Linked DNA regions of Mus musculus: region 2 is linked to region 1. The links are chromatin loops, found by intact Hi-C in ENCODE. Cell type or tissue: left cerebral cortex. All regions are shown on one strand. Each heading gives the region's core, and the rest is flanking DNA. Links, peaks and the distances in the headings are about the cores only.

Region 1 (11,690 bases), core at 4,795-7,294:
TATATATCCAAATATATATATTATTTGGACAGTAATGCCTCAGAAATTAACCAGTGCTTCTTCACACTTTTACATGTTTTATGCTTATGATTTCAATATCGTAATTTCAGAAAGTCTATGTTGATTCAGTATGGAGATGATTTATTTCTTAGTTCTTCATCTAAATGGGACCCAACCTTTGACTCAATGTTTTGGTTACAACTGAACCTCAGTTTTTTTTTTTTTTTTTTTTTTTTAAAGATTTATTTATTTATTATATGTAAGTACACTGTAGCTGTCTTCAGACACACCAGAAGAGGGCGTCAGATCTCGTTACGGATGGTTGTGAGCCACCATGTGGTTGCTGGGATTTGAACTCCGGACCTTTGGAAGAGCAGTCGGGTGCTCTTACCCACTGAGCCACCTCACCAGCCCATGAACCTCAGTTTTAAGACTCGCTGAGATAAGCATTACTTCTCAGAAGAAATAGTGCATTGTCTACCCCATCACATCAGCAAAGGAAGCTTGTCTGCCTTCAGGAAAAAAAAAATAACATCCAACTTTATCTTCACTCAGCAATGGAAGGCAACATGGACGCTTCCTTGGGTTTGCATGCAGTGTACTGAGGGTCCACTGTCCCCAAGTTTTGACTGACCAGGCCACAAACTCAAAAGAATATACAAGTTTCTCTTTAGGAAACAAAACAGGAGACTGGTCCTTGTTAAATTTTAAGGCACATTGCAAAGTCCTCCTGAGGTTGCACTCCCCAGCTCCAAGTTCTTTATGAAGCAGGCCAGGGGTGTCCTCACATTCAAACTCAGCCTCACATCTGAGAGAGCTAAAAAATCAGATTCACATCTTTCACAGAGCCAGGAAGGCACAATCAATTATTTCTTTGGTTGGTTAAATATTGGCTTTGGGTTCTCCATTTGAGATCTTGTCTTCAAATCTTCCACAGAGCCAGGAAGGCACAATCAATTATCTCTTTGCTTGGTTAAATATTGGCTTTGGGTTCTCCATTTGGGATCTTGTCAAACCCTTGGTCCTATCTCCCTAATGGTTCTAGTGATGACCTTTGATGATCGCCGTGGTCTCCCAAGAGTTTTAAATGCACGTCTGTGGACACTAGCTCAGCAAATGATCCCCTGGAGCGGCGACAAACAAAAGGCAAGGAATGGCATGTGGCCCGTTTGCAAAAGCCGATTTAAATCCCCTTTGTGATCTGCAGCGTCTGGTGCTGATCAGAGAACTGATTGTCATCTAGTCACACTCTCAGACCAACCCAGAGAGGGGAGTTTATAAAATAGTAACAGTGGGGCCCACAATCTTGTATACCCCTAGGCCAAACGATAATAGCAACCGAAACTAAGCCATCTAAATTTCCTTGAAATGCAAGCTCTAAAGAAATACACTTAGGGTTTTTTTTTTTTTTTTTCTTTGTTTTTTTTTTTTCTTTCTTGCCAGTATGAAGAAGTTGAAGGAGGCAGTCTTAGACAAATGAACTTGTGAAGCTCCAGTGGCTTCAAAAGGATACACTGCTTTGGGGTGGGGGTGGGGTGGGGTGGGGGGGGAGGGGCAATCATAAAAGCCATCAATGAATTTCTTCCTTTAAGCTTTATAAACTACTCAGTAAGTCTTGACAGCCAAACTTGGCTTCTCCCAGTCACACACTGTCCTTTTGTATTTACAACACACTCGTGTTGTTTTTAAAACCTGATGTGATTTTTATCTGGAGAGCGGACGTCCTCGGTGTTGTTCTCACTGCATGGTGGGTTTCCTGTAGCTCCTTTTCACCTGGCAGCTGTCTTCAGAGAGAAGGATGTGCGAGAGCTCTTGAGTGACCTAGATCTGAAGACTCTTGGGTGGTTGGTTACCTTGGCAACATTCAGTGCTTTAGCTCAAGAGAGTAAACAGGAGGGCTGGCGAGATGAGTTCAAATCCCAGCAACCACATGGTGGCTCACAACCACCCGTAATGAGGTCTGACGCCCTCTTCTGGTGCGTCTGACGTCAGCTACAGGCTACAGTGAACTTACGTATAATAATAAATAAATCTTAAAAAAAAAAAAAAAAAAAGTAAAGAGGACCCTCTATTAGCTCATATGTGCTAAGAGGGTGCTAATTAATTTGAGGCCACATTTCAGTTATTAGGAAAGGAAAGGATAATTCTATACAGCAAGGCCAGAAAAGTTATACAGGGAATTTATTCCATCATCTGACTTTAAAAGATACCAATCTTTTTTTTTTTTTTTAAGTGTAACAGAGACAAGGCCAAACCATACAAAATATATCTAAATATAAAAGTGTAACAGAGGTGAAAGCGAGTCTTCAAATGCTTAGCAAAACAAGAATTATATTTCTTTCTCAACTTCCTTTGCTCAAAGAAATAGGACCGCGGGAATTAACCGTGGGTGTGGCAAGTCACTGCTGCCAGTTGATAAATGGGCAAAAAGGACCCTAGGAATAATCTTGGATTTGGCCAGTCACTGGTGCCCATTGATAAACGGGCAGATTTCACTGAAATGACACTTCTTCTTTAAGTAGGGTCAGCTCATTTGCAGGAGAGCGAATCTGAGATGAATTTTGTAAGACTAATTGAGAAAGGTCAGTTGAAATCAGTTCTAAGAAGTGCTTGCAATTAAACTCTCCCCAGGTGTGGGGAAGTGCCTGCTGGGCAGCTGCACCGGTGTGAATTAGCAAGCCCTGGCTCAGGAATTTGGGTTTAGCTAGCCCACCTCCTGGATTCTGGGAAGGTCACACTGTGCAAACTATAAGCTTCAAGGTCTCATTTGAGTTTGCTGAGAGCGGCTTAGTCATTATAAAAATACATTTTCTGGCTGCAAATATAATCGCCCTTTCAGGAAGAAATACTCCCACGGGCTAACAGACTATGGAAATGATAGTCATCAAGTAATTGGAATTTTCCTGGGATTCTTAAGCTAGAAGAAACCTGTCTCCTGGAAAGAGATTTTACTTAGCTTTGACAACTTGTCAGACCACTTTACGGAAGATGCTGGAGACAGGATTGGCGTGAGCACCCCTTAAAGGGACTGTTTAATTATACACACCTGCTTTCTAGTTAACCCTAAATCTCAAGCCAGGACCCTGAAGATGGGTGGTCAATGGAGCTCTTTGTTCCTCTTCCCGTTGTGACACCTTTGACTAAAGATCCTTTCTCTGTTTTTCAGTACACTTTGTGTAAACCACCTATTGAGGGCAGGACGATGGCTTACCTTGATGGGGTCACCAGAGTCCAGTGTTCTAACTGTAACTCTGAAAACAGGAAGAGTCTGTGGGTTTGCAGCCCACACACAAATGGCCGTATAAGTAAGTTATTACGTGTGTTGCTTATTTTTTTTTTTTTTTGTGCAGTTCCTTTTGAACATAGCATCTGGCACTCAGGCGATATTTAAGATGAGTTGTTTCATTTATGTTCTTTCAAGACCAGCTTACAGAAGCCGTATTTTGTTCGTTCGTTCGTTCGTTCGTTTGTTTGTTTTTGAGACAGGGTTTCTCCCTGTAGCTCTGTCTGTTCTGGAACTAGCTATGTAGGAAGAGCTGGCCTTGAACTCACACAGATCCATCTACCTCTGCCTCTCAAGTGCTGGGATTAAAGGTATGTGCCGCCACCACCAGGCCATAAGCCATATTCTTTCCTGAAATTCCCCCTCCTCCATGTAATATTAACCCAGGAACATGAATATTTTTATATGCATATACCAACTAAAATTTAATGGTGGCTCCCTGGAGGAAGCACAGTTCTCTTGTTCAGTAGTTTAGTCTATCAGGTAAGTTTCTTTCTGCAAAAAGTGTTGGCATTTAGGCTCCGCCCCACAGTTACCTGGCAACAGCCAGATGTGCCTGACTCACTATAAAAGGGACTGCTTTCTCCCTTCTCTCTCTCTCTCTTGTTGCTCCCCATTCCCCTTCCCCTCTCTCTCCACATACTCATGGCTGGCCTCTTCTCTCTCTCTCTCTCTCTCTCTCTCTCTCTCCTTTCTCTGTCTCTACTCCCTCAACTCTCTTCCCCATTCCCTGAATAAACTCTATTCTATACTATACCTTCCTGTGTGGCTGGTCCCTCAGGGGGAGGGGATGCCTCTGCATGGGTCCCCAGAGGCACCCCTTCCCCCACATCTGACTGCACAGCCACCTAACACATTCCTTCGCTCCTCTTTATTTTTATAAAACACAACATGAAGTACTTGTCATTTGGGGGGAATCTTTATTTTTTTAATCTTATTTGAATTTATAATTATCAAGGCTAGCTTTTAAAGAGTAAGAGGTCATGACTGTAGTGATGGCTCAGCAGTTAAGAACTACTCTTCTAGAGAAGACTAGGGTTTGATTCTCAGCATCCACATGATGGCTGACACTGTTTGTAACTCAGGTTCTAGGGATCCATTGCCCTTCTCTGGCTTCCATGGGCACCAGGCACACATGCGATACAGACCTACATGCAGGCAACACCCACCCCCACCCGCACACAATGTATTGGCATGCTGTGGCATGCATTCGTGGAGGCTGAGATAGAGGAACTGCATGACTCCAGGGCCTGGGGGCTAGCCTCAGCAACACAGCCAAATTATGTCTAAGACACACCAAACAAAAAACTCCAGAAAAGACCTGTCCCCTGGAGAGATGGCTCAGAGGTTAAGAGCACTGACTGTTCTTCCAGAGGTTCTGAGTTCAAATCCCAGCAACCACATGGTGGCTCACAATCATCTGTAATGAGATCTGATGCCCTCTTCTGGTGGTCTGAAGACAGCTACAATGTACTCATATATAATAATAATAATAATAATAATAATAATAATAATAATAATAATAGACCTGCCCCCACCTCAGGCAAGCATTCCATCACAACTAGTATTTGCTGTGTTACACAGAGACACTATTATCTTCATAGAGACCTCAAACAAAAAGGTAAAAATTGCTACGGGTCGCGTTTAATGCCCTCAGCGTAAATGACATGACTTTTCTTCTTCTCCATGTATAAGCCCACAGTTTTCCAGGAATCTCACCTGCAACCCCATTTACAACAAAAGGAAATGTCTTAACTATCCGGTAGAACGCTTGCAGTCCATGTTTTGATCTTATCAGACTGTAACTCCACGAAAGGCGCCCCTGTAGCCACCCTACAAAAAGGAGGGATGGGGGGAGGGGCTCTTAGCAGCCCCTTTGAGTTGTAACTTGGGAGCCACCAAAATGGTCTTTATGGTTACTGTTAAAACACAGCTCTGAAACCCATGCACCTGGTCTTGGATGTGTCTTATTGTTATTAGCCCTCATATTTAAATCTACTCTGAGAAAACCCTCTTTTTAATTAACTCCAGCTCTGCTTCATACCACATCATTCTTTAATTCCTTCCTTCAGTTTTACCTGAGTGGAGGTTCCTAAGGGACAAAGGGCTACTAAGTAGGGCTTGCTGAGTGCCCCGGATTTAAGGCTCACTAGTTTTAACCTAGACGCCTTTCCCGCTGAATAGGAAAACAATTGTTTTGAACTATCTCAATTTATTTGATAGGAGAGTAAGAAACTTCAACCTCCGGCCCCGCGTGGGTAAGAGATAACATTGTATTCCACAATGTTTGACAAAGATGAATGGCCTTCTGCCATTTACACAGAATCCCCTTAACTTAGTTTTTGTTTGGTGAGCTCTTTGGCGCCAGGAGAGCTGTTGCCGCAAGCAAACAAAGGGAAACACACTGTGGGGCCTAGGGACTCTGAAATCTTAATCCGGAGGGAACTGGCCAAACCTTCAGAGGGGGAGGGTATGCACGACTAATAGAAAGCTCTGAGAAACATTAATTTAAGTACCGGGCTTGGGGGCACTGAATAGCGCCCTCGGTCTGGTAAGAAGAAACCTTTGCACATCCAAAGATGTATAGGAGCAGAACTATCCGGTCCTTTTCACCTGTCACATCAAAGTAAATGTGTGAACCCATCCAACGGATGGAAAGAACACTCTGTGGGGAGTTGCAACCCCTCCGGGAGGTGATGGGGTACACACACCTGGCTGGCTCCAGGAGCTAGGTCCCTCCCCAACCTGTGTTAGCCAGAGGGTGGGGGCGGGAGAGGATTCGGCGCCGAGGTTGCACAGCACATCCGGGCGCGCCGGTAGCGGGCTGCGGGCTGCATAATTGATGGAAGGCCGGCGCAATTGCGCTGGGAGCGTCTCGGGGGTGGAGGCCAGGGCGGCCGGGCCCCTCCCACTCGGTTTATTCTCGAGTGTCCTGTCCCCAGGACTGGCAGTGGGCGCCCAGTTACCAGCAAGTGTACACAGGGACCAACGGAGACGGATCGCAGCGAGCTGAGGGTGCCTTAGCGACCTCCTGGACAGACCCGCCCGCGCCATGCGCTCGCACACTGGCCTGAGGGCGCTTGTGGCGCCTGGTTACCCGCTCCTCCTTCTATGTCTTCTGGCGGCGACGCGCCCTGATCCGGCTGAGGGCGATCCCACAGGTACCTGGGGGGTTCGGGGGGCTGGCGCGGGGAGGGCTCTGGGTTCACCGGAAGAGGCTCAGTGGCGGCGACCCTCCAGCCCGACGACATCCCTTGCCGCTCGCGCAGGGGCCGCGGGGATGCAGGCGCAGGCGGCTACGGAGCGGAGAGGGGGGTGGCCTTTCATTGGCTGGGCGCGGGTTACCCAAGGAGGAAACGTGGGAGCCCGGGTGGCTCCGCATCCGCCGGGTATAGGGATGATCCCGTCCCAGTAAAGCTCAGTTTGATCCTGGGAGCTGGTAGTGAGACAGGGTCGGATTTTTCCTAGGAAGTGGGCAAATAGAGTGCGTGGGTTTGTGCGGGGGAGACTGGGGGCTTCTGCTAGTGTGGCATGATTATGAGTCCACATTCCGCGAGGCCGGCTCCCTTCATTAGAGCCACAGCGAGGCTCTCGTATCACCTTTCCTCCTGGCAGGTGTTGAAATTGAGTATGATTTTTAGAGCAGAGGGTAAAAATCGCGATAGCCAGCCAACTCAAACAAGCCCAGATAAGAAAATTAGACGTGTGTGTTGTCTTTTCATAACAATCTTTATAAAAACAAAACATTTTTCAAGGGTGTTGGGTTGCGTGTTTACGGCATGCGGACAGAAGGATTTCCGTGAAAAACATTACCGGGTCAAGATCTATTTTGCCACCTTAACTCACCTTTTTATACTTTATGTGTTGCAAGCGATCCAATGCTTTTCAGTGCAAGTTCCTGTGTCTGTGGCAGGTTAGCTCCCATTTAAGTCACCACTAACTTTCTTAAGCAGTTGAAAGACTGGCTTTACTGGGAACTAAATCCAGACATTATTCCACACAAGGTTTTGCGCTATTATAAATTATTTCCATGAGGTTATAGCATGTAGATTGGTTAAACATAGTATAAAAGAAAATGGTCAAAAGGACACACACACACACTGTTAACTTGGATTCTTCTAGTCCCTAGATTTTCTTGTTCCACATGTTTTCCATCATAATAGTTTAGGACATGACCTTACCAGGCGAACCTGGTTCTTCGGTCCTCTTCCATGCATCATTTATCATATGCTTCTGAAAAATATAGCCTCTTTTTCTAACTCGCTTCTTTTGCCTCCCCGCTTCCCCTTTCCGCTCCCAGCTCCTTCCCTCCCCCTCTCTTCCTTTCTTCCTCCTTCCCCCTTCCTTCTTTCTTCCCTCTGCACTTCCCTCTGCTGTTGTCTTCCTCCTTTCCGTGAGCGTGGGCCTGCGTGGACAGAAGCACCTCCACCTTGGAACTACAAATCCAGCCTACACTATTGTTTTGAGATTCAGTGTCTCTTGGGTTAGTTCTAGAAGTTTGCCTTCTCCACTTGGCAGTGGTGGGAACTTTTTCCCCAAGAGCTTTAAAAAGACCGATCTCCAGGTCTTGCCCTAGAAACAACTGATTCTTTTAGCATAGAAGTCAGCCTGGACATTAGCAGTTTGGAAAAATTCTCAGTGTGAGTCAAAGCAGGCAAAAATCACGAGAGGACCCAAGGGTGTATTGTTGCTGACGTCAGGTTGAAGTTAATGTACCCCCCTGGCTTCTATAGAGAAGAAACTTGGAAGCAGATGAAGCTGTAAATAAACGTGCTGAAAGTCAGGGGAACGTGGGACTTCCTTGGAAGACTCAGCTCAGACGAAAGTTACAAAATTTGAATGCCTTGGTATCTGAATTCCCAGCATCCATTTGGCAGCTTCCAACCATCTGTAACTGCAGTCCCAGGGGATCCGTCCTCTTCTAGCCTCCTTGGGCATGGGCATAGATGTAGGGAAAACACTCATATACATAAAAACAAATAGCTAGATGGATAGATGAAAGGATAAATAAAGTGGTGAGGCCTCTACAACTCTTCCTAGATTCAGTATTAACTTGAATGAGATTCAACATTGTCTTTACTAAAGCAATACAGCAAGGTTTATTGAGTGCTTATGTCTTTATACTTTGGACTATTTAGAAATAGGTGTTCTGCTAAAAGAAGATTTTTGGGGGCCAATATCAATAATGTAAGTTACTGTACTAATACAGTGTCAGAGGCACTGCACTGTGCAGTGTGTAGCCTGATGGATTAGACTTTATTTTCCCTGATTTCCTTTCTTTCTTTTTTTAAAAGATTTATTTATTTTATTTATATGAGTACACTGTAGTTGTCTAAAGACACACCAGAAGAGGGCATCAGATCTCATTACAGATGGTTGTGAGTCACCACGTGGTTGCTGGGAATTGAACTCAGTAGCTCTGGAAGAGCAGTCAGTGCTCTTAACCGCTGAGCCATGTCTCCAGCCCCTCCCTGATTTTCCAAAGAGGAAGTTGGGCAGTCAGTTAAGCAATTGCCTAGTGCGTGGAGTTAGTTTAGTAGTAAAGCAGAAGGTTTAAAGTGAGTCTCCCTCCATAGCCCGTTTTCTTAAACACAGCTCTCTCAGAGATCACTGCACCTACCTGTGTGAGTCTGTATGTGTGAAACCACATGTGCATTTTTTTGAGTCTTGGAATGAGGTCAAAGGTAAGGCCCAGGGGAGTGAGTCGCTGGCTTCTTCAAGGTTCTTTCTTGAAATTTTTGTCGTTTTCTTTATTTTGTGGATGCAAATACATGTGTGCTCATTTGTGGGTTTGGCAATGCTCATGTGATCATGAGAGGACAACTTGAGACGAGTTGTTTCTCCCTCAAGGGTCCTGGGAGTTGAACTCAGGTCATGAGGCTTGCCACCCTGTGCCTTAACCCGATGCCCTGGTTTTTCAATTAAATAAGAGATCTAAAAATAGCTTTGTAAAAGGAACAGGTAAGCACGAATCTTTTGACATAATTTTTAATATTATCATAACCAACAAACCAAGGTGATTTTTTTTTTGAAACCCTTTTAATGGAGTAATTTGGAACAAGCATTTTAAACTTCCAAAGTCATAGCCTGTATGCTGCTTTGATTAATTCTCTTCCCTACTAGACTCTATTGTCTTGGTAGTAACTGCTCGTTAGAATGAACCTTACTTATATGTCAGCATCTCCCTGCCATTTTGTTTGTAGAGAACACTAGCAGTTTTTGTCTCTAAAGGTGTTTAAACTGGTTAAATGAAGAGATTTATTACAAGCCCGTTTTTAATTGGGATATTTCTGATGTTTAAAAATTTGGTCATCACTAAAATTATGTAAACTTTTGTTAAGAATATGTTCAACTTACTTTGCATCCTGGTACTCCATCACCCTGCCCTTAGCTCTTTCTCTTCATATTTTCCTGAGTGGCCCTATAGTATTTGGATGAACGGAAGCAGGAGGAACCCTTACCTGGGGGGTGGAACTAGAGGCACACATCCTAGTGAGGATGGCTTCCCCCTAAAAGGACAAATTGAGGTTCAAGGTTAGGCTCAGTACAGTGAAGAAGACACTCCACTGCAGATTACCTCATCCCAGTCTCAGAGCAAAGCAAGGCGACCAGGACTTCTACACAGCGGCATGTGGACAGTTAATATCTGACCCATGCTCTAGGGCAGACCAGTACAGAAGGTCAAGCCTTTGGGGGTGTGGAGTACAGCTGTGTGGGGACAGATGTGGCAGCTGTAGTGGGGTGTCATATATACATGGGAGTTGATCCTAGAACAACTACTGTGCTATGTAGTATGTAGCCCGATGAATTTGATTCATTTTCTCTGATTTTAAAAGAGGAAGTTGGTGCTTCAGTTAGAGCAGTCAGGAAATCTGTCGAGGAAAGCAACATGCAGGGTTTCCATCTTGGGAAGAGGAAAATAAAGAGGAGAGGATGAGCGGAGAAGGGAAAACTTTTATGTTCTTCGTGAATTCATCACTATAAATCTCCTCCATTGCTTTTTATCTGTGTCACATATGTACAAATACATGTATAGTATATATGTGAGATGCATATTATACATGTGTTTCATGTGATAAGTATGTTGTGTGTGTGTTTGAGTGGGCACACACATATTGGTAGCTCTGTCCACTGGTTTCTAAAAACTAAGTATACTTAATACCTAGATGTTGGCTGGGAGCACCATTTTTAAATAATGTTGTAGAAATGGCTGCTTTCTTCCGAGCTGGGGTGGGGAAGTGTGTAGACCTGGGTGCCAGAAAACAATGGAGTCCTTGAAGGATGATGAGTCATGTCTGGAAGAGGCAGGAGCCAGATCACCCAGAGAAATCCTAGTAACAGATGATGGTGGTGATGAGCTGAGAGGATCTTGCTGTGTAGCTGGGCCTGGCCTTGCCCTTGTGAGCCTTGCAGATTAATCTCCCGAGTACTATATTAATGGTGACATTGCTAAACAATGTTGGAATTCATAAGTCCAGACTGATAAGTAGTAATTAAACTAGGGGGAACTCTTTGCTGATGCACAAAGTTCGTCGTAGTTTTAAAGGAATTTCCTAGAGAAATCTTACAAATTCCAAAGGAGAAGAGTAACCTTACATTGGGGAACTGTGGCAATATAATCAAACAATCAAAGTAAAAATCATCACTACTAATATTTTTTAAATGTTTTCTTTTTATTTCTTCTTCCTCCTCCTCCTCCTCCTCCTCCTCCTCCTCCTCCATATTGGTTCCCTAGTGCAATTTGGTCTGAGATGATATGGTAAGAAGAGCACAGAATTACCTCAGTGGCATTGCTGCCAGGACTGCCTATCTCAAATCTAATCATATTACAGTAGGCCTGAATTGTCCTAAGGGTCAAGGCTGAAGAGGCGAGGCCGGCCTGGTAAGAGCAGAGCTGTTGCAGACAAGAATGGAGAAGAATGGAGAGGCAGGAAGCATTGCTTCTGGCCCGGCCCTTCTGCAGACAGACATGCACACTGGAGAGACTCGGCAGGAGTGTGGCCAGAGCTGGCAATGCAGAAATGCCAGCTTCCTGAGCTCAGAGAAGCCTGGGTGGCTTTGGGGTGTTTCCTCTGCAGGAAAGACTAGGGAAGGCCATGGAGAGGGCTGATTTATCTTGTCAGCAGTGTACCACTGACATAGCGCAGCGGGAAATGTCAGTTCTTGACATGTCCTATAAACCTGAAATTGTTTGAAGAAAAACAACACTAACTCAGCTTTTTCAGAGAAAGCTTGATTTAACATAGGGATTCCATTAAAACAGCAGTTGAGAACTGATCATCTGCATGTTTGGTTTTTTATATATATGTGTGTGTGTGTGTATATAATGTATATATAATTAAAAAAATTTATGTGTATGTATGCATGCATCTGTATATGATGGAACCGAAGAGTGCTTTGGATTTTG
Region 2 (11,690 bases), core at 5,572-8,071, 69 kb after region 1:
CTTTAATCCCAGCACTTGGGAGGCAGAGGCAGGCAGATTTCTGAGTTCGAGGCCAGCCTGGTCTACAAAGTGAGTTCCAGGACAGCCAGGGCTATAGAGAGAAACCCTGCCTCACACACATACACACACACACACACACACACACACACACACACACACACACACACACACAAAAGATTGTGTTAACAACTTATATACTGCCATAGTTTACAATAGAAATGTTCTCCCAAAAGCCCATGTTTGTTTGTTTGTTTGTTTTTTAAAGATTTATTTATTATATGTGTGTACACTGTAGCTGTCTTCAGACACCCCAGAAGAGGGCATCAGATCTCATTATGGATGGTTGTGAGCCACCATGTGGTTACTGGGATTTGAACTCAGGACCTTTGGAAGAGCAGTCGGTGCTCTTAACCACTGAGCCATCTCACCAGCAAGCCCATGTTTTAAAGGGCTTAACCCTCGCCAGGTTGGATCTCTTGGGAAGTAATGGAGACTTTTAGGGCTAGGGTTTTGTGAGAGATCTTCTCATCAGAGCCATATTCTGAAGGAGTACTGAGATTTGGTTCTCCATATTTGTCCCTTCCATTCCCAACTGTGAGCCAAGCAGTTTTACCATGTGCTTCTTGCCATGTTATATGGCTTAGCCACAGGTCGCAGGCCCAAATATATACAAATATATATATTTGTGTATGTGTATTAAAATAATCTGGCCACAGTATTTTTATTCTGTGTTATTTTAACTTCATACAAGAGGAAAATGACATACTTTAGGTTGCTCATTTTCATACTTCGCCATAGCTTCAATAGACACTTCATGATGAAGAAAAGCCTTAAAAGGATCTCTTAAGGTTGAATCCAAGCTGTGCACATTTCCAAAACAAATCTGCACATAAAAAGCTACAGGACAGGTATTCATATCCACGCCAATCCTCTTTCATAACTGCATTAACACATGCTTGCCTCTTAAACATGATTCTGCAGACCTTATGTCGGTACAGCATGGAGCCCAAAATAGGGAACTGCCAGGCAGGGTTCACAGTGGCTTGCAGAGGCAGGAAGCAGGATGTGGGTACCCACAGCATCCAGCAGCATGTGTTTAAGTGAGGAACAGACATCTATTTGATGACCTTGTGAACCAGCTCAATGGATATGCTACGGAGAATATGACAAATTATATACGTTCTGTGTAATAAATCTTTTCAATGCTTTAAAAATTCCCAAGATTCTGAAAAGAGTTACCAAATTATAATTTAATTCTGCTCTTGATTATGTTCTGGGGTTTCCCATGTTGGAAAAAAATAGCGTTTGTCTAAAGAGTAAAGGGTAGTTTAAGTGTGATTGTGTGATGAGAACTCAAAGTTCATGTGTTTGTTTTATTTTTTTTTCATTATTTTTGCGATGATAGGAAAATTAAGCTTAATCTTGCCTTCTATAAGATTATTTCAAGTATACAACACAGTGTTCAGTATGGGTACAATATGTGTCCTGGCTCTGTGATTTAGCCATCTTACAAAACTTAAGATTTATTCTGTTTGAACTGCAGCTCTTACCTTGTACTCTCCAGCTCTGTTTCTGAGTGATTGTTTATGTTATATATTTCATATTAATAAATCATAGAGGACTCCTAGAACTTGGCCTCTGTCACTGTTTCATTTAACAGATAATCTGCTGATTCACCCATGTTCCTGCATGTCAGAATTTCTCCCTTTCTCTCTTTCTGTCTCTCTCTGTCTCTCTCTGTTTGTGTCTCTCTCTGTCTCTCTGTCTCTCTCTTATTTTCTGTTCAACTTACTGTGATAAAATACCCTGATAGTAATTCAGGGAGAAAGGGCTTATTTTAGCACACAGTTCCAAATTCCAGTCCCTCCTAGCAGGAAAGTCACAGCAGCTTGAGACTGAGAAAGTTGATCCGGTTACACGTATAAACAGTAACAAAGTGTAGTGTGTGCACAAATTTGAGTGCTCAGTTAACATTTTCCACTCTTTCACAGGTCAGGATGGCCTGCCTAGGGAATGGTACCACCCACAGTAGGCAAGTAATCAAGATCGTCCCCCAGAGACATACCCTCATCCCGGCTTAAATCTTTCACTGTGACTTGATGCCCAGGTAATTCTACATTGTGTGTAGTCAATAAGGAAAAACTAACAATCCTGGGCAAGCAATGTCTCAGGAGTAAAGGGCTTCCTAAGAAGCCGGGCCACCTGGGTTCCATACCTAGCACTCACATCCTGGAAGGAGAAAACTAAGTCCCACAGGTTGTTCTCTGACTTCTGCATGTTCCCCCCACACATATGCAAACAAATAAGACACTATTTAAAAATGAAAACTAACCAGAACCGCTTTAAATGCTAGATTATCTCCCTAGCTATTCGTTTTCAAAGTGGAGCTTTCTCCCTTTTCTATCCCCATTGGATGGTTCCAGAGTGAACATGTTCCCCTTTGATGAGGCCCCTTAAACCTTTATAGCTTTTGAAATTCTGGTTTCCTTCTTTTTATTTCTTTTAAAGATTTATTTTTAAATAAATGTTTGTGAGTACATTGTCACTCTTCTTCAGACATATCAGAAGAGGTCATTGGATCCTATTACAGATGGTTATGAACCACCATATATATATATGGTTACTGGGAAATGAACTCAGGACCTCTGGGGGAGCAGTCAGTGCTCTTCACCTCTGTGCCATCTCTCTAGACCTTATTTATTTATTTGTTTATTTGACAAATTTTGTTTGTGGTTTGACAGTTGAAGCCAGGAGCTTGCTGGGAATAAACAGTCAGTCTTCTTGCTGATCCACATTTCCAGTTCTTTATAGTGATTTTCAGTTTGTGGCAGAGTTTTGCTGAGATGCCCAGGCCAGGTTTGAACCTACTTTATAAGCTAGACAGGTAGGTCTTAGAATTTGGTCCTCCTGCCTCAGCCTCCCTGGTCTCTGGGATGACAGGTATAGACCACTGTTCTTAGTGACAGGCTCACTTTTTTTGTTTATTTGAAGCAAGGTTTCTCTGTGTTGCCCTGACTGTTCTGGAACCTGCTCTGTAGACCAGGGTGGTCTCAAACTCAGAGATTCCCCTGCCTCTGTTTCCTGAGTATTGAGATTAAAGGAATATGCCACCAGTGCTTAGTACAGGCTAACTATGAATGGCTTATCTGTTAACTTTTTAAAGGCTTAATATATAAATGTGTGGGTTTGTATATAAACATATATAGTATCTGAGCATGTATATTCAAGTCTCTCATGTATGTGTGTGTGTGTGTGTGTGTGTGTGTGTGTGTGTGAATACACACACACACACACACACACATCATTTAGTTCTTTTATGACTTTTTAAATTGAAAATAGACTTTTTCCCTACAGTATGTTCTGATTACAGTTTCCCCGTCTACAAATCCTCCCACATCCTCCCCATCTCCACACTTACTGAAATCCATACTTTCTTACTCTCTATCTCTCATTAGAAAACAGACATCTAAGATGGGTGGGGTGGCGCACGCCTTTAATCCCAGCACTTGGGAGGCAGAGGCAGGCGGATTTCTGAGTTCGAGGCCAGCCTGGTCTACAAAGTGGGTTCCAGGACAGCTGGGGCTATACAGAGAAACCCTGTCTCGAAAAACCAAAAAAAAAAAAAAAAAAAAAAAAAAGAAAACAGACATCTAAAAAAATAATAAATAAGATAAAAATAAAGCTGAATAGGATAAAACAAACAAGTGGAAGAAAGAACCGAAGAAAAAACACAAGAAACATATCTACTCAGACACAAAAATGCCATAAACACACAAAACAAGAAACCGTAATCCATAAGCAAAAGACATAAAATTAAAAAAATCCATACAAAGTATTATGAGATCAAACAAAACAAAATAACACACACACACACACACACACACACACACACACCAAATTACAGCCCTCTAAAAACACCATTGAGCTTGTTTTGTGTTGGCCATCTACTGGTGTGTGTGGGGATTGCCCATAAGTGTGGCTTGCCTCCCCAGTGAGAACTTCATTGGAGAAGACTTCATTTTTTACCTCTGTGAGCAGTATCTACTTTCCTGCTGTGAACTGTTCCTATCATTTCATTTTAAGGCTCGTGTTTGCATAGACTTCATATTCTCCTTAAGGGCCTTGAACACACTCATAAGAGCTATTTGGAGGTCTTCTGCTACATATACACTGAAGTTTTCAAGGCCCACATTCATAGGGTTGCTTTTTTTCCCTGAGAGTTAATGGTGGTGTATTTTTGCAATGGTGGCCAGACATGTTGGTTTGGGAAGATTGTTAATTCTAGGTGTTCCATTTGATCTTGTCATTTTGAGTAGACGTTCTGTTCATTGGTTTCAGTTGCCCTCTCTGGATCTTGGGAAAATGCCCTGGTTGTGGGTTGCCTGTAGGGGGTGCTACTGAGTCCTTGCCAGCTGTGGCTGTGGTGCCTGTGTGTGTGCGTGTGTGCGTGCGTGTCCTGGGAAGAAAGTGATTCTAGGTATTGGGGATCGACAGAGGGGATGGGCTGAGAAGTACGACTGGAAGGAGGAAATCTGAGTCTGTCCTGGGGTTTAGAAGGTCCCTGAAAGTGTTCTGCTGCAGGCTTGCCAATGGGAATAGGGGGTCTTCAACCAGGACAGAAAGGAGGATGAAGATTAAAGCCAGCCAGATTCCCAGGCTGGAGTGGCCAGCTTGTGCCCAGGTAGAGGATGCCTCAGGGTATTGGCAGTGGGCACAAAGAGATTAACTGAGTCCCCAGGGAGTAGGGACAGAGGCAGACAGACCCCTGCACGGGATCTGCTAGGGGGCTGGGAATGAGATTCGAACCAAGGCTGTTCCTGATCATCAGGGTCGAATTTCTCGTTAAAAATAACTTTTATCTTTAGGTTGATACACTCATTTTGTTTCCACAATTTATTTATTGGTTTGTGTTCTGTTGCAACTCAGCAGCCTCTTTAGAGATGAGTAGTTTAGATTCCTGGGCAGGACCCCTCAGACTTTCCAGGCTTATCTAGGTTCGTTCTGTTCACTCAATTCTGTATGCATTCCTCATTCTCTCTGTTTTTTGCCATTTTTTTCCCTACACATTTGAAGAAACAAGTCCTTCTTAAAGGAATTATTCATAGATGCTTGCACATAGATAAACGGGGATAGATTAGAGGGACCTCCCCCTGTCCCCCAAGCACTGGGCAGGAGTTAAGCATTGTTAAACACTGCTAAGGAACGGGTAATGGTGTCTTTCTGACAAACCCATTTTTAATGTGTACAATTCTTTTAAACCAGCTAAGGTGTTGGCGACTGGGTGATTTGGCTTCCTCAATAACTGCTATTAGGCCCTTCTTACATGTTGCAGTTTCCATGAGCAAGATTAGGAGTCAGGCAGCACCTCACATTTCCCTTATGCCCTCGGATGCTTTGCTCACTCTATGGATGCGTTGAGGAAGGCCTATCACAGCCACAGTTGTTTGTTGTTAAATCTTGCCCTAGATGGGATTACCTTGGCCACAGCTGCTCTAAATAGCTTATTCCAGACTTTTGCCTTACCAGTTCTAACGAACACCCGAACAATGCTGCTGCCATTTTTTTTTGTGAGGCTAGAAATGCAACCTTTCTTTTGTTATTCCGGTGGAAGGCTTGCCAGGGAAGCAAACACCATGTTCCTTTTCATAGGGGATTGTGTCATGACTGGTGCAAACTTACTTCTTCATTTGCATGTCTCTTTGGTCCAAACATTCTCGCTATAACCATTTCCCCCCTATAAATGGCTGTTTAGCTTCCTTTGCAATTCAGCTGGACGACATGCTCCTGTCAGAAGCATAAACTGTACCCCCCCCCCCCCACGTTGCCTTTTCTTGCTGACTTTTGATCTTGACAGTAATAAACTGAGTACACTCAGGTGGGGTGACTTTGTGACGGGAAGCAGGATGGTGGACGCTGCCTTGGTGGTGTTGGGCACTGACAGTAATGAGGGGTGAGAGGGGAAGGGCGGAAAGGATGGAGCAAGACGCTAGAGACAGTAGGGAACCGTGACAGTTAAGAGAAGGCAAAAGAGATAAAAGCCAAAAATGAATAAAGACAGAAGGTGGTGAAGAACCAGGGGAGAGAAACTGCAGGCCCCACTCTCTGGAAGCATTGCAGAGAGTTGCCAAGATCTCAGACACACGCATTGAGGTCCGAGAGCAGTCACTGGCTGTTCAAGAGCGGTGACGTTTAATGATGGTGGCGCGAAGGTTTCAGAACCTGAGCCTATTTCTATTAAGAGTCGCCACCCTTTGCTGCCTCCTGCTACCCAGTGTCTGCTGTTGCCATTCGCTGCAAAGAGTTACAGTAGCTGGCAAGCACTGGGACCCTTAGCGATTAAGACTCAGAGCAATGCATTGGCAAACTGAGAGCCTCTAGGTCTGGAGCAAGCGGGCCTCTAGCTTCAGGGGTTGGAGCTGAAAGCCAGTGCAGCCTCAGCCTCAAGGCCGTGGTTGCTCGAAGGGAACCCGAGACTGTCAGCACTTGAAGAGCGTCTCATCTACTCCTGGTAAAGGCACCCAACCCACCCAGAATATTAATAACACGACCCTCATTGATCAGTCTGACCAACGAGGTTCTTTCCAGCTGCCCTAAGCGTATTTTCTTCGTCTTCTTTTCATGGAGTCAGTGATCTCTTGCGCCCTCTGGTGTTTGAGGATGTCAGTTCCTTTAGCAGGATCCTAAAGGGAGAGTGGACATTGGAGACACGTGGTACTCTTTCTCTTTCATTGGGGTGAGGGGAGAGCCTCAGTTCCCTACATTTTTCCCAACCTCAAAGGTTGGTGCTAGCGATATAGTGATCCCCGCTTCCTGTTCTTGGCTGCTTGCTGCTCTAGGCACCTGCATAATCACAGTTCCTTTCGGACCTGGTCAGAGGTGCCTCTGAACCTAGCTACTGAAGGACAAACTGACAAGCTGAGAGCCTAGTCACAGATTCACTCTCTGCCCCTAGGAGAAGTCAGTGACCAAGAAGCCTCTCTGGGACCTAAGCTATGCCGGTTTTAGGAAAAGGTAAGATAAAGTGTAGTTTCTCTTGGTAACAATTTCATGTGGCTCTTCTTGCTTTTCTGGCTTAGGTAACGTGCCACATCTTACCTGTATTCACAAATGACTGCAGTGCATGTGCGTTCTCCTTGGTTTCTGTTTCTCAAGAGGAATGAGGATGCTGACTTCTTCTACCTTGCTAATATCACTGTCCCCAGTTTTTCAACTTTATGAAAGAGCACAAAGGTGTGGCAGAAACGATACAAATTTACTTAACGTCGGCAATGCTACAATTAAGAAAACCAATATCGTGAGGGACGGGGGCTGCACACACTTTTAATCCCAACACGAGGCAGGATGATCTTTGTTTGAGGTTAGGCTAGTTGACAGAGCAAGTTCCAGGACAGCCAGGGCTACACAGAGAAACCTTGTCTTGCCAAACCAAAAACCAATCAACCAAACTGATGCCGCTGCCTCCGGTGCAGTCGCCGCCACCGCCACCACCGCCACCAGCAGCAATGCCACCACCACCTCCACCAACACACACACACACACACACACACACACACACACACACTCACACCAAAATAAAACAAAACCACCACCAACAAAAAACAAACAAACAAACAAATCCTCAGTCCCAAAGCTTTAATTCCTATCTTGGCTTTGAGAAGGTAGCATATTGCTATCTATGCCCTATGACATCATTCTGACTTTAACGATTGAGTGAAAATACAGTTTGAATTCACAATCTCCAAACTTGTTCATTAAAATCAGTTGTAGGAAGAAAATGACGGAAGTTTCCTCGTGTAATAAGAATAAGAATTAGCTAATGTTTTTGCTCTTAATCTAAAGTACATGAAATTTATCTATCAATCTAACTTTTCTGCTTTAATTGTATCAACTTGCTCAAAGGTCTGATTCCTTTTGTATCTCTGTCTCTACAGTTGCACACACAGACTAAATGGGCTCAAATTAATGTAATAGTATGTTTCAGAAAGGCGACCACTATCTACAGGAGTGAACTTAGGCTGGATGCCTTTCAGTCCAAATGATAGTTATTAACAGCCAGGAGCTGAATGGCCTTCATTTCGGCTGATTTTATAAGTGTGATCCCAAAGAAACGAACTCAAACTATACAGTGAGTTTTGCAAAATCTGGGGATTTGTGGCAAAACGTTGAATGGAGATCTTAAATCAGAACTTATACATTCATTTTCTTTCCATTTTTCTTTATACTACAGTGGAGTGTGGCGGGGTTTGGTAAGTTACCTATGGCAAACACTGAGTGATATCTAATGAATGAGAGCACCAGGCATCGGCTAGTGTTTTTTCTTATCAAAGCAAAGCCTTAGGTATCCTGGGGACTTACATCTGGGCATGGCAGTTAAGAGATTTAGAGAGATCATGATTTGAAGCTACGGTGTTTTCTGGGAATTAGATAATAACCTAGTTGAGAGACAGCACTTTCTCCCTCTGTTTCTTCCCTAGACTCTACCTTCAGCCCATGTTTTATAGTTTGAAAGACAAAATAGCCATTGCAAAAACATGGGGAGGAGAACTGTGAATTAAACTAGAGTCTTCTTCCCACTTCTCCTTTGATCAACCACACCCAGCATCTTTACAATAAAGGCATGCTGAAGTATTGAGACTGTTGTTTCCGTAAGACCCTAAGCATCACTCAAGGTTCAATCAACATAACTAAGATATATTCTTGTTGTGGTAAGCCTCCAGCAAAAATATGCCCTGGCAATGAAAACAGGACTCAGTTAATGTGAATACATGCTGTGCGCCTAGATTGGGCAGATCTACCGCTACACCACCATCTTCTCCATCTATGAGACCCCTTAGAACTTGCGGTTTCTCCAGGCCATGTGTTTCTGCTCTGCTTTTCTTCTTCCTTCTCCTCTGCATCCTCCCCCTCTTCCATTTTCTCCTTCTTCTCTCTCTCACCTTCTGCTCCACCGTATCTGCTTAATCATCAGCTCTCCTTATTTTATAAATTAAGGTGGGAAGCAGGTTTACAGGAAATCACCTGAGTGCTGACTAATTCCTTGTTTGCAGCCACTCACAGGAGAACGGAATTAACATCAAATATAATAATTAGCCCCAGGGCTATCCACAACATATTTAGTATATGTTATTTCATCCCAAATCATGGGGATGGTAATAATGCGATTTAAAAGCTTTGTTTATGATTCTCACAATTTAGTGACTCTTACTTTCTCAACAGTGTCCTAAGCACTGCAAGTCCACACATGAAAGAAGCCATTTTGCCTTTAAAGCATTGACAGGCTTGTACTGGGAAGAAAGCTGAATGGCAGTTTTCAATACAACATGAAATATTCTTGACTTTGAATAAATAACCTCTAGAATTAAAAATAGATAAAATTTCTCACATAGCTAGTTGTTCTCAAAATGGGGCCGCTTTCTGCTAGTTTTTGAATGAACAGCTTCTGGAATCTCAAGTCAAGTAGGGTCTTGCTTTTAAGCATCGAGTCCGTGAGTTTGACTCCCCAACCCTCTTATTCTGTGTTGCTCCTCCAGCCAGGTTGTCTGCGTGAATTGTCACTAGGGCACAACTATGACCCTCTGGGTTTTCTTTCTTTCTTTTTTTTTAATTGGGTATTTATTTCATTTACATTTCCAATGCTATCCCAAAAATCCCCCACATGCTTCCCCACTTACTCCCCTACCCACCCACTCCCAGGAACTTCTTGGCCCTGGCGTTCCCCTGTACTGAGGCATATGAAGTTTGCACGACCAATGGGCCTCTCTTTCCACTGATGGCCGACTAGGCCATCTTCTTATTCATATGCAGCTAGAGACATGAGCTCTGGGTGGGGGGGGAGAGGTATTGGTTAGTTCATATTGTTGTTCCATCTATAGGATTGCAGATCCCTTCAGCTCCTTGGGTACTTTCTCTAGGTCCTTCATTGGGGGCCCTGTGATCTATCCAATAGCTGACTGTGAGCATCCACTTCTGTGTTTGCCAGGCCCCGGCATAGTCTCACAAGAGACAGCCATATATGGGTCCTTTCAGCAAAATCTTGCTAGTGTATGCAATGGTGTCAGCGTTTGGAAGCTGATTATGGGATGGATCCCCGGATATGGCAGTCTCTAGATGGTCCATCCTTTCGTCTCAGCCCTCTGGGTTTTCAAACAGGCTCATGCCTTTTCTCTGCCTATATTATCTTAAGATGCGGGAAAGATACTTTCTCTTAATTCCCTATGAAATAGGAAAGACAGGTGAAGATTCTACTGAAGGTTTCACCACACTGAAAGTAAATATGACACAGGAGATAATTTACAATTATATAGTTGCAGTCATACACTGCAGGATTGTGTGTGTGTGTGTTTCTAACCTCTTCCTATTTTTCTTTTTATCTAGGCTGTCTCCAGCAATGAGGGAACCAGCAGTGAGTCACTCAGGCTGTAGAGTTTTGCATGTTTTGTAGGCATGCAAAACAAATTACAGGGTGAACCAAGTCCATCCTTATCAGCCCATGGCATGCCCCTGCCCTAGGCTTTTTTTCTTTAGGAAGATTATCATCTTTCCTGTACGATTGGCTATGGAAAGACCTGTTGAGCAACACATTACACTCCTGTCTGTAAAATGTCCATATCCAATCAACCCTAAAGTCCTCTAGAATCAGACTGTTTGTAGAATTCTGAAGAGGATAGATATTATTAAAAACCATGTAGAGCCCAAAAGTTGCCCCGTCCATGTGAGGTACAACAAAGCCAACTCACTCTCTTCCCAACAAACTAAGAAACAGCAGCAAAATGAAACAACAGCAGCAGCAGCAGCTCAAACCCCCGAACCAAGCAGACGCGAACCTTAAAACTAAATTTCAGGTTTAATCTCAACAAAGGTGTCTGTTTCTTCTAAGTAAAAATTAAATCAACACTATAATAATTTACTGAATGGAAGTTTGAGAACTATGTAGGAAAACTTTGTCAAATCTCTCATGTGACCACTTTACCTTACCTATGTGTAAATAGGACACATAATCCTATGAGGAAAATGCAACATATAATTTTCTTATCCATTCACCCATTTTATAGTATAATTATGTAGGCGTGCTTACTTGATATCTTCCCATCCATCTAGACACACCTCTATATATTTATCTAATTTGTGCATTCTATCTATCTCTATCTATCTATCTATCTATCTATCTATCTATCTATATCTATCTCTGTATTTATCGTCTCTCTGTCTCTGTCAGTTGTATCTCTTCTCTACCTTTCTCTTTCTGTCTCTATTTAGTTCCATTTGACTGTCACAGTTTTAGTCTAAGATGTAGTATGTTAAGCAGAATGAGGTACTTATCCTGATTGAATTTACCTCCTTGTAGAGATGATAGATAAACTAAGGGCCAAAGAAACATTGACTCTATTAACCGGATTAGTTAATGCTACGAAAAGTTACGTAGGACATGCTGGGCTCAGCTTTGCTTTTGTGTAGATATGAGAATGCCTTTTCTGACAAGGGTTCAGACAGAGGTCATATCAGATTCCTAGAAATGTCTGAGGAGGGAGCATCACATTCTGAAGGGAGAAAGCAGAGAGATGCCGAAGTTGTAGCTACGTAGTGGATTAAGCAGGATCTTCTGTATTAACACAGGAAGGGCAGTTTACATGGAGAGCAATGGGAGTGAGGGGAGGACGCCTGAGAGAAGAATCGTGTGAGAACATTCAGCC

Evidence for each region. Hi-C counts contacts between places; a loop is a spot of excess contacts. Peaks named below come from ENCODE experiments on the same cell type or tissue, not always from the same donor. Only the 100,000 strongest peaks of a DNase experiment are listed, where the experiment ranks them.
Region 2: it touches region 1 in a loop (2.0-fold over the local background); 1 of 42 quality-filtered maps calls a loop at or near these places.

Annotation. Positions count from the first base shown.
Region 1 is chr13:117,214,514-117,226,203 of GRCm38, forward strand. It overlaps Emb (embigin), which reads left to right and starts at 6,060. Exons shown (of 9, transcript NM_010330.4): 1 at 6,060-6,444. The coding sequence starts at 6,336. In left cerebral cortex, for the core only: no CTCF peak of the experiment used is centred there; DNase peaks (open chromatin) are centred at 6,142, 6,606 and 7,160; H3K4me3 peaks cover 1,743 bases; H3K27ac peaks cover 1,292 bases.
Region 2 is chr13:117,283,185-117,294,874 of GRCm38, forward strand. No RefSeq gene overlaps it. Among named protein-coding and RNA genes, the nearest start is that of Emb, 68 kb to the left of the region's middle. In left cerebral cortex, for the core only: a CTCF peak has its summit at 6,649 (motif pointing left); a DNase peak (open chromatin) is centred at 6,634.